2 separate regions of the Homo sapiens genome follow, and region 2 is linked to region 1. A link is a loop called in an ENCODE intact Hi-C map of the cell type or tissue named here. Cell type or tissue: heart right ventricle. All regions are shown on one strand. Each heading gives the region's core, and the rest is flanking DNA. Links, peaks and the distances in the headings are about the cores only.

Region 1 (2,909 bases), core at 145-2,644:
TTTAATCAGGTATTTTTTTCTGCTTATAATCTGAATGAAGGGTTCCCTCACAGCCCTAAGATAAGAATCAGGCCAGGCACGGTAGCTCACGCCTGTAATCCTAGCACTTTGGGAGGCTGAGGCGGGTGGATTACCTGAGGTCAGGAGTTCGAGACCAGCCTGACCAACATGGTGAAACTCCGTCTCTACTAAAAATACAAAAATTAGCCAGGTGTGGTGGTGACCTCCTGCAATCCCAGCTGTTTGGGAGCCTGAGGCAGGAGAATCGCTTGAGCCTGGGAAGTGGAGGTTGCAATGAGCCGAGATGGCACCACTGCACTTCAGCCTGGGTGACAGAGTGAGACCCTGTCTCAAAAAAAAAAAAAAAAAAAACAGCACCAGCTCTCCTCTGCTGTCTGTCTCCTCAGCATTTACCCCCCTAGATTGTATCAGTTGACAAATATTTATTCAGCACCTCTTATACCAGGCACTGCGCTAGACTCTGGCATGCTGTCATGGACAAACAACCAACCACGGAGCTCAGCTTTGGACAGAGGAGACAGACGGAAAACAAACCAGGCCCTCATTAAATGGCAGGCGTGACTAGTGCTCTGTGGTCACCCAGTGCTGTGGGAGGCCATCGTCACTGTGGGAAGCCCAAGCTGGTCTGCTGCCTCAGGAAATCTTCTCTGAGGAGGTGATATTTATTTATTTATAATTGAAACAGTGTCTCCCTATGTTGCCCAGGCTGGTTTCAAACTCCGAAAATCAAAGCCTAATTCTCCCATTACAGCCTTACCAGTGCTGGGATTACAGGCATGCGCCGCTGCACCCCACAGTAGGTGATATTTAAAGCTTCGTGCAATTCTGAAGAAAGATGCCATATTCAGCTATTATTTTTAAGTCATTCAGAAAATGTATGTTGCATAAGAAGTTTGTGTGTAGGGCAGGTACAAACATAGCAAAGTACACTCCTCTGCCTCTGGAAACGATAGTTTTTATGTCCCAAAGGAACTGTAATGATCTGATATTGAATCAAAAAATGACTGAACTCACTCAACTAAGAAATTGTCTTTGTTCAAAAGAGACAATTCAGTTCCCCAAGGATAGGCTATCATGAAATTTGAATGTAACTGAGACTCCAGACTGGTGACATCTCCAAATCTGATGCTTTTCTGTCATCCTGGTGGAGTTATCTTGGAGCGATAAGAGAACTGCGTGCTCTCATCCCGCTCCACGAGCTAATGTTTCACAGGCTGACAATGACAGGGTGATTGCCTTTGATTAAAGCATATTTTCAATTATCCCTTGGGTACTTACAGCCTGTTAGGTTTGCATTGTAAAATGAACCCAAGGTCCTCCAAGGATCCACAAGACGGTCCAAAGTCCTTATTGTGTGTGCATTTGGTTAATTATTGGATTGCTCAAAAACGTAGTCATGAATTGACTTCACTGCGCAGTAGATGTCTAAATGGTTAATGCGGATTCCTCCTCGGAGAAAAACCAGACCCGTCTTTAACCCGCCTGCAGTGATTTCTAAACCACTAGAGGGAGCAAGAGGCCACCTCAGAACTAAGTCCACCCTGGGCGAGTCCGCATTTGGTGACTGAAACCAAGCCAAGTGTTCCCAAATGTTCTGGAAAGGAACCAAGTCAGGGCGTCTCCCATCTCTAAGCCTCCCCAGGCACCCCTAAAATCTGGTGCAGTTCCAGGCCACTCCTTAACAAGCCTGAGGTTCCACTTGAAGGTCCGACGCTGTTTGGAGTCATCCTCAGGACACTGGGGCTCGTATGTCAGTGCTGGGGGAGGGGAGGAGGGAGTGATGCGATTCCAGCTGCAGCCGCGTCCATTCCACCGCGGGCCAGGCCCTATATAGGCGCACAAGTTATTTGAACAGGAAGAGGGACAAATATAAAGCCATGACCACACGGAATCGGGGCGCTTTACCCAAACTAAGAGATTTGGGGGGCGGGGCGGGGGGCTTCTTGGGCTGCTGTCTGAGCTGTCTTTAAGAGTAAGAAGAACCAGGCCAGGCGCGGTGGCTCACGCCTGTTATCCCAGTACTTTGCGAGGCCGAGGTGGGCGGATCACGAGGTCAGGAGTTCGAGACCATCCTGGCTAACATGGTGAAACCCCGTCTCTATTAAAAATACAAAAATTAGCTGGACATGCTAGCGCATGCCTGTAATACCAGCTACTTGGGAAGCTGAGGCAGGAGAATCGCTTGAACCAGGGAGTCAGAGGTTGCCGTGAGCAGAGATCGAGCCACAGCATTTCAGCCTGGTGACAGAGGGAGACTGTGTCTCATTAAAAAAAAAAAAAAAAAAAAAAAAGTAAGAAGAACGGGCCGGGCGCGGTGGCTCACATCTGTATTGCCAGCACTTTGGGAGGCCGAGGCAGGCGAATCACTTGAGGCAAGGAGTTCGAGACCAGCCTGGCCAACATGCAGAAACCCCGTCTCTACTAAATATATAAAAATTAGCCGGGTGTGGTGTCGCATGCCTGTAGTCCCAGCTACTTGGGAGGCTGAGGCACAAGAATCGCTTGAACCTGGGAGATGGAAGTTGCAGTGAGCCGAGATCGTTTCACTGCACTCCAGACTGGGCGACAGAGTGAGACTCCGTCTCAAAAAAAAAAAAAGAGAGAGAGAGAAGAACGACCAGTGGTGTGTTTCTTCTAGAGGGAACTGCATGAACAAAGGCATAGGGACAGGAGCAGGGAGAGGGGTGGCCATGAACTCCATCAGTGGCTGCGACTGGTGAGTCTTGCTCCTATGGGCACTTTTGAGTAGATTTAAAATGCAACAGGGCCCCAGCAACTTCAAAGAGATAAGGGAGGAGCTGAACTTAAATTCCACTCAAATTAAAATGTCTAAAATTGGCTCCTGTAACATAGATCCGTGGCTCATAATGTCCACTTTGCATCAACTG
Region 2 (2,909 bases), core at 138-2,637, 130 kb after region 1:
GAGAACCCTATTTGAACTACTGAAGTTCAAAGACTGAACCAAGGTCACACAGCTAGTGATGGCAGAGCCTTTTAGGCACTAAGCAATACTAACCACCTGATAACACCTAGCATTTATTGAACACCTACTATATGCCTGGCAGTGGCTGAAGACTTTAATGCCTCCTTTATTTCTCACAGCAACCCTGTGAGGTAGGTGCTTTTATTACTTCCTTATTTGTTGGCTGTCCATTTGTTGGTTAGTGTGGTTGGTTTTCCTACATATTAAAGGTTCTGAGGGCCAGTCCAATGTACGGACTGAAATTAGAATGAGGACAGGGAACATGATTGTTTTTATTCACCTGTGCCCAGAACACAGTAAGCGCTGAAAAACATTTGGAGTGGATGAAAGCAATATTTTATTATTTAATTCAAAAGCCCTCTTCATAATCAATCCGTATGCTTGTTGACTGCAAACTGCTCCTGGGCAGAAACTGGGTCTGTTTTATGTATTCACCAGTGTATGCCAAATGTCCAGACCAGAGGTGACATATATTAGGATGGCAATTAATATTTGTTGAATGAATGATTCCTTATTTCAGATAGGAAACGGAGGCTCCGAGACAACGGTAAACTGGCCAAGGCCACATAGCAAGTGGCAGGGGGAGAATTCCAACCATAGTTTCTAACGCTGAGTCCCTTTTTCAGCCTCCTGCCCTGTGTCCCCGGGGCATAGGGACAGGGCGCGGGAACCCTGTGCTGCGCGGCCGAGGACGGTTGTAAGTCTGTCCTCACTCGCCCGCGTCCCACACCTGGGCGAGGGCAAGGGAGGCAGAAGAAATGAGACGCTGGAGAAGCCGCTCCGAGGAAGAGGGTAAACAAACAGGCTCTGGGGCTGCGCGAGGTGCTCTCTGCGCGACAGCTCCTACCCGGCGCTCTTGCTCCCACGGCTCTAAAACCTCAACCTACTCCCTTCCTCCAGTCTCGGTCTCCCTGGGTCTCCGCCTCTCTCTCTTCCTGGCTAACTTATTTCTCACTGGGAAACCAAGGAAATCTAAACGATCGCACTGACCCCACAGCCTCAAAACAAGCCCATCCGCAAAGGCCACCAAACACCCGCTCCCACACCAGGCACAAAGTCCTCTCCGCGACGGATGCGCATGCACGAGCGCGAGTGAGGAGGCAGAGTTAGCGTGTGCGCCTGTGCGCATGCGTGAGTGTAAGTGGGTAGGGAGTCCTTGAGTGTGTCTGCGCGCAAGCTCGTGTAAAGAGCGAAGGCGAGGTGGGGGCGAGTGTGCATGAGCGCGAGCATAAGTGTACTGTCAACAGTGAGATTAAGGTACGTGGGCGTGATGGTGTGTGAAGAGGTGAAAAGTGAATTAGAATGAGGGTAGGGAATGAGATTGCTTTTCCTTTTTTATTTTTAAATTATTTCAATAGTTTTTTGAGGAACAGGTGGTGTTAGGTTACATGGATAGGTTCTTTAGTGGTGATTTCTGAGATTTTGGTGCACCCATCACCCAAGCAGTGTACACTGTACCCAATGTGGTCTTTGATCCCTGTGCGCGGAGCTGTGTGAGTGAAGCGTGTTTGGGAGCATGGGTGTGTGTGAATATATGAGTGTATGAATGTGTGAATGTGAGGAATACGAGAAACTGGGGATGTGCACAGGGTGAGTGCGGTGTGAATGAGAGTGTGAGAACGTGCGTAGAGAGAGCAGGAGTGTGTCTGCGTGTGCCCGGCCCCTGGAGCCCCGCCTCCCCACTAGGCACGCCTTCCTCTTGGTGGGGTGCGCTACGGGCGCAGCCCAGTGCCTCTGTCCGCGCAGACCCGCTCTGCTGGTCCTGGAGCCTGGCGTGGGCTGAGGCTTGAAACTGGCGTCACTCAGCGAGCCAGAAAGGAGTGGGCGGGAGTGTCTGGGGGGTGCGCTGTCTCCCCATGTAGAAGCCTGGACACTCTAAGCAGGAGGGGCTCTGGCAGTATTGCCTCGAGGTCCTCCCTTTCACCTGCCCCCAGTATTGTTCACCCACCTGTGGATCATCTTTATGTTCATGTACTCAGGGAGCACCCATGGTGTGCCTATAGTATGCCAGGCTCTACTTGGGCTTGGGAAACCGTGAGAACAAGATAGCTTAGATCTCATTTGTTTTGGAACTTCCACTGGGCCTTTTATTAATGTGTAACCAGCTTGCAAAATGCCAGTCATACACAAGTTTTGTCGCCTCTGTCCTCAAGCAGAGGGGCATGGAGATTATGAGACAAACACTGATCGTAATAAGACGATGCATTGAAATCAGTGCAAATCCATTTCATCTCCAACCCAACCTCACCCTTTCACTGCACCACTGAGTTTGGGATTGGGTTTAGGAGGTCCTGGATGTGAATCCACCTTCTCTCTGACCATGGAAATAATAATGACCCTCTTCTCACAGGATGGTTGTGAGCATTAAGTGAGTTAAGCCTGACATCCCTTGGCACAACGCCTTGCACATACTTAGCACTCAGTATACAAACTATGACGACGTTGATGTGTGATGACGTTCCCTGAGTCTGATGGAATGTTGTGGGGAAAGAGGGAGGATGCGTTTGTGAGCTACAAAATTTAAGGGATTATTTCTGGATTTAGGTTAAATTAGGCCGGTTGTGGTGGCTCATGTCAATAATCCTAGCACTTTGGCAGGCCGAGGCAGGCAGATTACTTGAGGCTAGAAGTTCGAGACCAGCCTGGCCAATATAGTGAAACCCCATCTCTACTAAAAATACAAAAATTAGCCAGCGTGGTGGTACACGCCTGTAGCCGCAGCTACTTGGGAGGCTGAGACAGGAGAATTCTTGAACCTGAGAGGTGGAGGTTGCAGTGAGCCGAGATTGCACCACTGCACTTCAGCCTGGGCCATAGAGCAAAACTTCATCTAAAAAATATATATATAT

The links. A loop is a pair of places that touch in the nucleus more often than their neighbours do. Peaks named below come from ENCODE experiments on the same cell type or tissue, not always from the same donor. Only the 100,000 strongest peaks of a DNase experiment are listed, where the experiment ranks them.
Region 2: it touches region 1 in a loop (2.7-fold over the local background); 22 of 110 quality-filtered maps call a loop at or near these places.

Annotation. Positions count from the first base shown.
Region 1 is chr4:54,216,603-54,219,511 of GRCh38, reverse strand. No RefSeq gene overlaps it. Among named protein-coding and RNA genes, the nearest start is that of PDGFRA, 11 kb to the left of the region's middle. In heart right ventricle, for the core only: a CTCF peak has its summit at 1,523 (motif pointing right); a DNase peak (open chromatin) is centred at 1,661; H3K4me3 peaks cover 768 bases; H3K27ac peaks cover 607 bases; H3K27me3 peaks cover 1,148 bases.
Region 2 is chr4:54,090,189-54,093,097 of GRCh38, reverse strand. It overlaps a transcript of CHIC2 not described here. Among named protein-coding and RNA genes, the nearest start is that of GSX2, 8.5 kb to the left of the region's middle. RefSeq lists an enhancer at 1-74 and a silencer at 1,661-1,760. In heart right ventricle, for the core only: no CTCF peak of the experiment used is centred there; DNase peaks (open chromatin) are centred at 950, 1,177 and 1,777; H3K4me3 peaks cover 1,501 bases; H3K27ac peaks cover 1,004 bases; H3K27me3 peaks cover 808 bases.